Regions from separate parts of the Homo sapiens genome. Here region 2 is linked to region 1. Evidence: chromatin loops called from intact Hi-C (ENCODE). Cell type or tissue: ovary. All regions are shown on one strand. Each heading gives the region's core, and the rest is flanking DNA. Links, peaks and the distances in the headings are about the cores only.

The links. Hi-C counts contacts between places; a loop is a spot of excess contacts. Peaks named below come from ENCODE experiments on the same cell type or tissue, not always from the same donor. Only the 100,000 strongest peaks of a DNase experiment are listed, where the experiment ranks them.
Region 2: a loop joins it to region 1, with 8 times the contacts of the local background. A loop is called at or near these places in 7 of 110 quality-filtered maps.

Annotation. Positions count from the first base shown.
Region 1 is chr15:98,439,625-98,445,002 of GRCh38, forward strand. It overlaps the pseudogene FAM169BP. Among named protein-coding and RNA genes, the nearest start is that of LINC02351, 21 kb to the left of the region's middle. RefSeq lists a silencer at 1,585-1,634. In ovary, for the core only: a CTCF peak has its summit at 2,928 (motif pointing right); a DNase peak (open chromatin) is centred at 2,947.
Region 2 is chr15:98,872,733-98,878,110 of GRCh38, forward strand. The region is part of intron 2 of IGF1R (insulin like growth factor 1 receptor); the gene reads left to right. Among named protein-coding and RNA genes, the nearest start is that of MIR4714, 91 kb to the left of the region's middle. In ovary, for the core only: no CTCF peak of the experiment used is centred there; a DNase peak (open chromatin) is centred at 2,359; H3K27ac peaks cover 3,856 bases.

The DNA of each region.
Region 1 (5,378 bases), core at 190-5,189:
GAGACGTCAGGGACTGGACCTTGTAAGCTTGCCTGGTGGCTGCCCTGCCAGCCCGGCATCCTCCTCTTCCACTCCACACTCTGGATCATCCTTTGTGTCTTCCAGTTCTTCTCCACACATCCTCTCCTGAAGTCAGAAAAGAATCCACAGGCATTCCAATTAAACATGGCAATGGGGTCGTCCTGCACAGTCTGGGGCTGGACATTCAGGACATGGAGGTGTCCTGTCTGGCTTGTGCCTGCACTTCCTGCTGAGATTCAGAATAGGCCAGGTTCAAACGCTCCAGCCAGCCATGGGGAAATCAGGTTTTGTGCATAAGAGCACGTATTTACTGAAAGGAACTAAAGGACAGCCCAGCCTGGGGAGACCAGAGAAAGGGCAGGGAAGGAAGCACTGCTTTCAAAGCTGGCACCCCGTGCTCAAATGTGCAGAATTCCCCCAGGTCCACACCCATGGGCGTTACAGTACCTGGACATTTCTGCTTCCTCTAACAGGTTTAAAAGAAAAGTCAAGGATCAGCGGAAAAGGCCAAGTGCAACGCTCTCTGTTCAGTGCCTGTTGGGTCTTAGGTTAGCCCATCTTTCCATGGTGAACCAAAGAAAATGAAAGCCCTCATCTGCCAGATGGCTAGAGCTAATGTCAGACAGGAAGCAGCTTTCTAAAACAATCCAGCACTTACTGGGATATTTTCTGCTTTCATTGTTGAATCTTCTATTTCAGAGCAATATATTTTCCAAAATAAGCAGTATTTGTCCATGATGTACAAGCGTAAGTTTAAAGTAATTTTGGACTCTTTAGGGATTTGAAAGTAAAGACCCTTTGGCACCAGAGAATGGACATTTTCACAATACCCTGTTTGGTCAAGAGTCTGGTTTAGCCACAAGAAAACCAGGAAAACCTAAAATTTTATAAAATATTGAATGACAGCAAGCTACTAAGAAATATTCTTAATATTCCCTCAAGATTCTATTCTACAGTCACTCTGGATTGTACAAAAACCTAATACCTAATTCCACTCCATCCCAGCAATCTGGGCTTTTGCAGTGGAGGAGGAAAGAAAGACAAATTTGTCTTGCTTTTTGTTCTGCTTGACAGACACTGGTCCATGGCAAAATTTGAAATTCAGATTTTTCAATATTTCCTTAACGATGCAAGGTTACGGCCAATTCCCATGTGTTCTGTTCCATTTTGGTTTCGTTAGAGCTTGTCTAGTTAAGAGAAGAGAACCATAAAAAATCTAATTACAAAGGCCTCTCCACGCAACACCCCCCTCCCATGATAGCCCGGAGATTCTGAGCCTAGACCAAGGCCCTGCTGCCACGAGAAGCCCACAGCCAAGTCGTCTGGGAAGCTGCCTGGCAGGTTCAGACCACGGCTTCACTAAGCAAGGACAACCTGATCACTAGGAAAGTGAGAGGTTCATGGGGTGATATAGTATCACCATACCTTGCTGCCGTCTCCAGGGGCAGGCTGTCTGGGTCTGTCATTCTGAGAAGTCCTCGCATGACGGCTCACGTCCTCGGAATTTCCTGGGTGTGCTGCCCTCCCCAAGCAACAGAAAGAGGATAAGCAAATGAGGGTGGCTCCCAAGGGGCTGGACAATCAAAAGAGGAAATAGTACACTGGGGACCTTGCAAACATGTTGATAGCCATGACCCAATTCTATCTCTCTCTCTCTCTTTTTTTTTTTTTTTTTTTTTTTTTTTTGAGATGGAGTCTCCCTCTGTAGCCCAGGCTGGAGTACAGTGGCACCATCTGGGCTCACTGCAACCTCCACCTCCCGGGTTCAAGTGATTCTCCTGCCTCAGCCTCCCGAGTAGCTGGGATTACAGACGCCTGCCACCATGCCTGGCTAATTTTTGTACTTTTAGTAGAGATGGGGTTTCACTATGTTGGTCAGGCTGGTCTCGAACTCCTGACTTCAAGTCATCCTCCTGCCTCAGCCTCCCAAAGTGCTGGGTCAGTTCTATCTTCTTGACCTTCACTTTGCCATTTGCTGCAATGCTCTCCAGAAGACAGGAGTACCTGCCAGGTGTCAGGAGATGCAAAGTGAGGTTCCACTCAAGCATTTCTGAGCTGGAATTGTGATCTGTTCTTCCATCGATTCTGGCATTCAATGGACTCACATTTCCAGTTCTAGTCCTGGATCCTTCTTTTTGCTCACCGGTGGTTTTGCTCACAAGAGAGGTCATAATCACCCACGTTCAGTGAGTCTCCCTCCTCTCCTACCAAATCAGTACCGACTTGGAAAGGGATGACTTTCTTGTCCTCCTTTGCACCTCCACACCCCACGCCCCCAAATCCATATGTGTGTGTGTGGTGTTCAGATCCCTAAAAAAAATACACAGTTTTGCATTTCAGCTGAAAATACCTATGTAACACATTTTGTTTACTAAAGAACAAATGAATTATTTAGTTGTTATCTATATAAGTAAATTTTTAAATTTATTTACAGAACTGTATAAATTAGCAAAATTTGGTTTGGCAAAATTTAATTGTGGGCACTTAAAAATACCAGCACACTTGAGTTCTCTCGGCCATAGAGTTTTTATATCACACAGTAGTAGGTGCCCATGTAGTTAGCTGGTAAATAAGTTCAGAAGCCAGGTCAGCCCTGTTCATGACTGCATCCCTAACGTCTAGGACAGTGCCTGGCACGTCTGTAGATGCCCCATTGACAGCGAATGAACGAATAAAGGAATACATGAATGAATGAATGAGAAAATGAAGTAGATAACCCATTATCAGTTTTCCACCTTTCCTAATGTTTTTATGTGTTGTGAGCTATCAAATGTTTACTTGTATTTCATTCCTAATTGAGGTTCATTAAATCTTTAAAAATGAATGCACTAATTACTCATTTGGAAGCACACCTGGAGGTATCAGAGCACTAATCACAGAGGTAAGTTATCATCCAAGGCTGCAGTAGACGACAATGGCCACTAAGGGGAGCCACACAACCTGTCAAAGAGCAGCATTCGACAGAAAAAAACACACCCAGTATGGTGGTTTTGCCCCCAGCACTTCCCAGCACACTGCACCACCACAAAATTGCTGTTGCTATTGTACTCTATAACGTATGAGTCACCAGAACAAACTGAGAAAAAAGGTCAGAACTGCAGTTTGCTGGGCATCAAACTTTCAAAAAAGTAGCCCCCGCTTCCCTTCTCATATTTTTCACATCTCTTGATGCAAAGATCCTTCTGGTTTAAAAATTAAATGCAAATAAAAGTATTTGTGGATGACAACTGAATCCATTAAAAATTCAGCTGGAGAAAGAAAGCAAAAGTATGACTTACAGATTGAAAAAAAATTAATTTTTAAAGCAGTGGTCAATTATTTCCTGATCCCGGCAACAATTTTGTAAAAGAACATTTCACTGTTGACATATTCAGTTTCACTCTCTCTGGTAAAGAAACTTAAGGCATGTTCAGGCTGACCGGGAAATCACATCAGATGCAATTATGATCCTATTGGTCAAGTTTCAAAGGCTTTGTCTGTAACTGAGTGTAGGAAGAAAGAAATTTCCCACAAACTCCTTCCCTCAAAAGGTCTGCATAACCTGTAAATATTTTCAGGGCCATTATAAGCTGCAGATGTTATCAACAGCCAAGATCGCACAAACTTTTAAAGACCTGGCCCACCAATCAGGCTGCTTCAGAAATAGTCTTTAAAACATTTGCAAGGAGCACAAGTTAATTTCCCTTTGAAATGTTGTGAAATGTTCATGCCTTATTTAGAGCAAGAAGCAATTGATTCCACTGGGCTTCTTGCTTACAGTTCTATTTCTATGGCACATAAAATTATAGGATACCTCCAAAATAACCGTCAGGAAAAAGAAGGGAGAACAGATAAAACTTGAAAAAAACAGAACAAGTCAAAAAAGCAACTCTAAGAATCACTGACTAATTTAAGACTAACATCCAATTAATGGCCTACTGAGATTCCCAGGGAAGAGAAGGTTCCGGAATCTGCATTGTTCGGTGACCCATAAGAAGTTCTAATCCACTAACACTTGCTGATTTCCATGAAGAGAGAAACAGACGAGAAACTGCAGAGCACCGAGCTAATCTGTGATCACATTTGCAGCCCCAACTCACCAACTTGAAAAAAACCTGAGATGTCAGCACTAACTGTCATAATGGTTGCAAGCTGAAGCCGGTTGGCTGAAAACCTTCCTGAGTGAATTAAAATCCTGACTGCGGGCCCTCGAGGGGAAAGAAGATGTGGGTGAAACTGGGAACTAGCCATGATTTATACAGGCAGTGAAAAGACCATAACTTAGAATTTTTTTTTAAATAAAGAGTTTTAGTAATCTAATTATATCCTAATTATAATGATAACCCTTCTTCCTTCAAGGGACTCAAGCATGCTTCTGGAACATTCTCTGTGCAAGTCCCCTCATTTGCTGTTTTAAAATGAGAGTTGGTGAATCTCAGAGTGAATTAAAGTGACATGTTTGGCATCTGACTTCCAGCTCAGTTTCCTCTGCCCAGACCACACCGACTCCCAGCTCTTGAAACAGCCCCAGTGGGATTCTCCAGGAGGAGCCATCTCCCCAATTAGGAGAAAACATCCTCGTCCCTGCTCACCCCTCTGGCCCGTGCAATTTCCACATTTCAATATGCAATGCATTTTCTTTTTCCATTCCCAGCCAAGGAACTGAAACATCCAAGCACAGAGGCTGTGCGAGGCCCCACAGCCTCATTTGTGAAGCGTGTCCATAAACTCCAACAGCTAGACAGCTCAGTGCCCAGGGACCCGACCGGCTTCCCTTCATTCCTAACTCAGTGCCACAGGGCAAGTCACTTAACCGCCTCATTAGGATCACAGCACAGCCCCGCCCTGCCATGCCTCCTTCCCCGGTGCCTGCTCACCCCATTAATATCTGTAAAGATCCATTAAGCCTTCCAGCATAAAAGCAAAACTGATCACTATTATCATCAATAAACTCCAAGGCACGCTCACCTGTCGACACCTAAGGTGGATCAGTCACCACGTGGAGAGAAAGCCTGGCACCTCGGCTGCCTGTCAATCCCCTAATGAGCCACATGCAGCCGCAGAAATGGCATTCGACGCTGACGGGAGCACCCACTCCAGGAGTGAAGGAGAGCCAGGGCTTGCATTTTGGACAGTTAATTTAAATTAACTGTCCCCCTCACCTCCCACCCATGGCAGCACCTGAAGCCTGGAGGTGTCCGCTGCCCCAGCCCTGGCCTGGCCTCGCCTCTTAGTGCTGAGCTGAGAAGCGCTGAGCTGAGAAGCGCCTGCCATGGGCAGCCGTTCCCCATTTGTGAGAAGTAGAAAGTTCACTGTCAAAAAAGCAACTTGGGGTCGGGCGCGGTGGCTCACACCTGTAATCCCAGCATTTTGGGAGG
Region 2 (5,378 bases), core at 260-5,259, 430 kb after region 1:
GTCCCTGTTCTTGCATGGGCACAGCCTGCCATCCCCATGCTCTGCCTCCTAAGCAGAGGATGAACTTAAGCATCTTAAAATTTTAAACATTGACTTTCCCTAAAACCAATTAAAAAAAAAAACAAAACAGACAGACAGACATGACTTGTGCCCTTAAAAATGCAGCCAGGCTGGCATATAAATGGGCGTAGGCTGTTTCTAAATTTTTTGCTTTAAATTTTGCCAGCATAGCTTCTGGACTGGTAGTTTTGTTTGCTTTTTAATATATTTTTGACACTGTGTACAGAGGAATGCTACCTCGCGTCATCATGTCCTCCTCCCTGAAGGCAAGCCAAGGATGTCAAGGGGCCACTTCAGGGGATGTGCACCCTGAAGGTAAAGCTGCTCCAGTGGGAGGGGTTGGGGTAAATGACAATGTTAGCAGCTGGTAAATTTTTTTACATGGGATATCTCACAAGACTTATTGATGCATGTTATACGTAATAACCTGAGGCACATCAACATTTTCCACTTTTTCCTATTCTTTCTGTATTTTCACTGATACTTTTTTTCAAAAAAATCTCCAATAAGTTTAGGATCAGCTTCAAGATTTCTCTTTAGGTAAATAGATTTGTATTTTTGATGGCCATCCTAGTCCAGTGTAAAGATATGGACAAGAAACCCCACATAAAGGAAGCAAGATCGCTGGCTGCTTTCTCTAGGTAGCTTGAGTTGTATACTAATTTGTAGATTATTTCTCTTCATCGAAAAAACAAAACATTCTGCAGAGGGCAGTCATGTGTCCGCTGTGCCTCTGCTCCTGTGTGCACCATAAAACTTGAAAGTGAGCCAGAATTTGAAAATATCGGATTGGGATGTGATTTCTTTAAGCCTCTGGCTAATTTAATATAAAGTGTTTACACTTCATTTTTCTGGCAGTGGATTTTCTATGTAGGTGGTGGAAGATTTCCTGTAAGTTTTGCAAGTTCCAGGGCAAAGAGAGTTGCAATATGCAATATCTTTCTGTGGTCACACCAACAGAAAGGGCGATTTCTTAACCTGCTGCAGTTACCATGTGTGTAGGTGGATGCTGGCTATTACAGATGGTATCCTTTCAACCCTCAAAATTGTTGCAAGTTCACAGGTATGTTAATGAAAATGAATAAGTGGCATTTTTAGGAATTCCAAATACTGAGTCTTGGAAGTAGATAATCTTTTCCCTAAATGTATGCTCCGGTCAGAACTGCTGCCTACCACACCTCGTGGGTGAAACAGATATTTCGAGCATGACTGAGCTTATTAAGAGCCCTGCGGCGCTTCCTCTGCCGGGGGTTTAGAAATTTCAAAGGATGGGGGTTGAGGGAGGGAGGAGTTATGGGCATGTGATGTGGACAGGGCGGGCAGGAGGATGGAAGTAACAGGTCCAAAATGTATCTTTGGTGGCCCGGCAGAGCTCTTGCATGGGGTGAGAATGGTAATTTAGGAAGAGCAAGTCTTCCCATCTGTGAAGCAGAAGAAAAAAGTGGACTTAAGGAGAAGTTCGGGTGCTGTTTATTTAGATAGGAGTAAGGAGAGTGCAGTTGGGGAAAAGCACTTCAGAGGCTTTACTTAGACTAGCAGAAGTCTGTTTGGCAGGGTGGGAAGCAAGTGCAGTTGGGAGAAAAACGTTTTCAATAGGCAGTTTCAGAATTGGAAATTGGAGGAGGGCAGTCCATTTCAACATTTCCAACAGTATTAAAGAAAATTTGCGGGTTGTTTGTCAAAAGGGGTCATATGCTTTAAAGATTGAGAGATCTTTTCGGTGAAGTAGGGGAGCTGGGGACATCGTGATGTGACAAGAGCCGTGGGCTCAGAGGCTGGGGACCTGGGTGTTTAACCCAACTCTTGTGAGTGGTGTGGCTTTCATAGCTTTGGTTCTCTGGTCTTCACTTTATCTGCCAAGTGAAGACATTTGACTGGATGTCGTGATCTTGAGTTGCTTTCAGCTCCAGAATTCGAAGACCCCTTCCATTGGGCATTCATCTAATTTCAAAGATGCTCCCTGGCTCCAGCTCTGCAGTGAAGCAGAACAAACTGATACAGCCTAGCTTGGGGGTGGGGAGTCGGCCCTCCTTTTCCCCTCCCTTCCCAGGTCCTCTGGGTGATTGGGGGAAACTGAGAAGCCGTTCTCTTCTCCAGAGCACTCCATTTAACAAGCATTGCAGAGCCTGGCTCGTGCTGCAGTGAACAAATGCTGACTTCAGCCTTTACCCTGGGTTTCAGGTCACACTGATTGTTTGCAAAACATGTTCTTTTTTTGTCACTTGCCAGTACTTGTTCTCTGTGAGTAAAACACAAACACATCCTCAGGGATGTTGCACACCAGTTTGCAGCCTGCAGCTTCTGCCCTCTGGCCTGCCCAGGTCCTCGGCTCCGGGACGAGGATGCTCCGGGATTTCGGGAGACAGCAGTTGTTTTGACATGAATCTCAAAGTTCCTACAAAGCTTATTTCTTTGAAGAAGGCCAAAAAAAAAAATGAAACATTTTCAGATCTTTGTTTTCAGATTATTCAAGTCCAGAATGTTGGATAAGATTTTTGAAGAAGAGATTTATGCTTGAGATTCCTTTTAGTTTCTTTCTTTCTTTTCTTTTCTTTTCTTTTTTTTTTTTTTTTAGGTGACTTGGCCAGTTTGGGTTTTTACGGTGTTCAGGGAAAGGGTTAAGAAGTTAATTTGGGAAGTACAGTCATGTGTTGTACAAGTTGCTGTCTACTGATCCCTTCATTGAGCAAGTAAACTTCACACATTCTCGTGTCTGCAAAGCATGTGGATGCATGGGCAGTTATGTGTATGAACTTTTTTTTTTTTTGAGAATGGCTTTAGTGTTCAGACCAAGGATGGAATGAAAGATCACGTGTGCTTTCCACTGTAGAGCTGCCCTGCTTGTTTTGATTTTATAGTTATTCTAAGTGTTAAGTTCCTTCATCTTTCAAAGCAAATTCCTTTGATCCCTGAAAATCAGCTAATGTTTGGGAGGCAATTAAAAGATGAGGCTGTGGGGTTGGGGTGAAGGCTTCCCCAGCAGGAAGAGAGGAGAAGCCCACTGGATCTGGGAGCACGGTGCTAGGACTCTCTAAGCGTGACCTCCTTCAGTTTGGCCCAGAGTGGTCAGATAGTTTGCCGGGGCATAGGATGGATGACAGGCCTCATACGCATCACGTCTGAAGGGAAAGCCCTTGAATTTTCCACGCTACTTTTTAGTAACAGTAGGCTTTGTCATAATTGGCTTCATGTTCCAGCTTTCCTAAAACTGTAAGTGATGTTGGGTGGGCCAGCAGCAAAATAATTCACTTTACAATTTGCATGATAGTCTGGAATGAACCGAATACCTAAAACCAGGAAATAATAGTAGATATTTAATGGTTTGGGGATCAAATAAGAATTTACTCCCAGATGTTTCCTAATTAATTGGAAAAAGCAGAAGGTTGCTGGAAGGCCATCTCCATTGGGCATTTACAGGTGAAATTCACTCTTCAACTAGGATTTTACTCATGGGATGCCTGTGTTCTTCATTTGAACCCAATTTTACCTATCATCTACAAAAAAAGAAAACTATTAAGAGTTAAAAAAAAAAAAAGAGAGAGAGAGTCTTGAACTTTGAAATCCTTCATCCACGTTTTATAAAGTGTGGGGTCAGATTTTTTCCCTAGTTGAAATTGAGGAAATGAGAGTTGCCAATATGATTGGATTTGTACTGCCAAGATGGGGTTTTAGCACTTCTAATGCATTCTGGCAAGGCTGGTATACTTGTATCAAGTGCACAGCCCCACTACCACCAGCTCTACCACCCACAAAAATAAAAACTAGCAAAATAAAATATGAGCCAACAGAATTCTGTGGGAATGGCAAGTGTTTTGTTTTTGTTTTTAGTAGTAATCTTTGCGAGAACATTCCAAAGATGATAGTTTTACATTTGTATGTTTTTTTCCGAGGCACTTTTGAATCATCAGATAGATTAAATATAAGTTCCATGTATTTTTGAAGGTGGGAGTGTTCTTTGGTACAGTTCCCCCAAAAAACTGGTTCTCATGAGGCTTATGTGGTAATTCTGTTAACGAGAATGTATGATTATCTGGGATACTCTGTTCTGCTCTCCATCCTGGATAAGAGTTTACTTTGAAAGTCTAGTTGATCTTTTGTGATTTCTGCACAATGTAAAAGGTACTTTAACTTCAGGAGATAGGGCCAGCAATCAGATTTGATGATGGAAAAGAGTAGTGTAGCATTTAAGCATAATGTATACTCTATAATAAATGTTTACAAGTCCAAAAGTGTGCCATCAGAAAGTAACCAGATCAAAGGAGAGGTGACCAGAGAAGCTGGAAAGATAAGAAATAAACAAGTTTCAAGGTTACTGATCTGTAGCTGTTGCTGTCCATGCTTCTTGGCAGCTTTAATTATGACAGGGAGAGGGACCCAGAGGGAGAGAGAGAGACTGACTTACACATAAAGGCATTTTATCACAAAGCCATCTAAAACAAAAGTGTTAAAGGCACAATGCTGTGTTTAAAAAGCATGTACTTCTTTAAGAGCTCAAATTTAAATATATAATACAAACTTAAGATCCAAGGAAGAAAATGGACCCAGGACACGAAGAGAAGTTAACGCCACAGGTAATGCAGATGGCCAAGAGATGTGTGAAAAAGATAATCCAGCCTCACCAACAGCCACAGAATTGAAATGAGATACCTGTTTCTGCTTCTGGCATTGGGAAAGAAAGAAAAATGGCACTAGCAGCCTTTTTTTTTTTTTTTTTTTTTTTTCCCCAAAAAATTTGCTACTCTTGAGGTTCTGTCAAAGAATGTGCTGTGGCCTCTAGAAGCATTTTTAAAAAGAGACTTTCACAAGTGATTGTGCAAAATTGTGAGGTCACTGAATAGGTGTGTATCCTCCTAAGGAGGTAGCGTTGGAGGAGCTGTTCTTGTTCAATTTACTCAGCACCTGTGAAGAGGCTTCACTGTGATTTGCCTGTACAGGTGTGCAGGTAAAAATCTAAGTTCCACAGGTAGTGCAAAAAAATCTACCTCCCTAGGTACCTCGTACATTTATCACAGTTTCCTGGTAAACAGTTCTGCTGTTGTTGACAAAATTTTATCAGAAACATTGCATACTCTTCTCTAAATAGTAGTTTCCCTACAAGTGGCTGTCTTCAGTTTAGTCGTTTAAGTTATGTTGACATAAATGATTATGTGTGTGGCAGGGGCTTTTGCGTAGGTTGTTGAAACATTGCACCTTTTGGACTAACAGTTTTTACCAAAATAGGCAGAAGTGACATTTGCAGCCACAGCTGTGTGGCATTGAGCGTCTAAGGTATGTGTAATAGGCAGTGTATCGGTAGCATTGATACCTTGGTCAACACC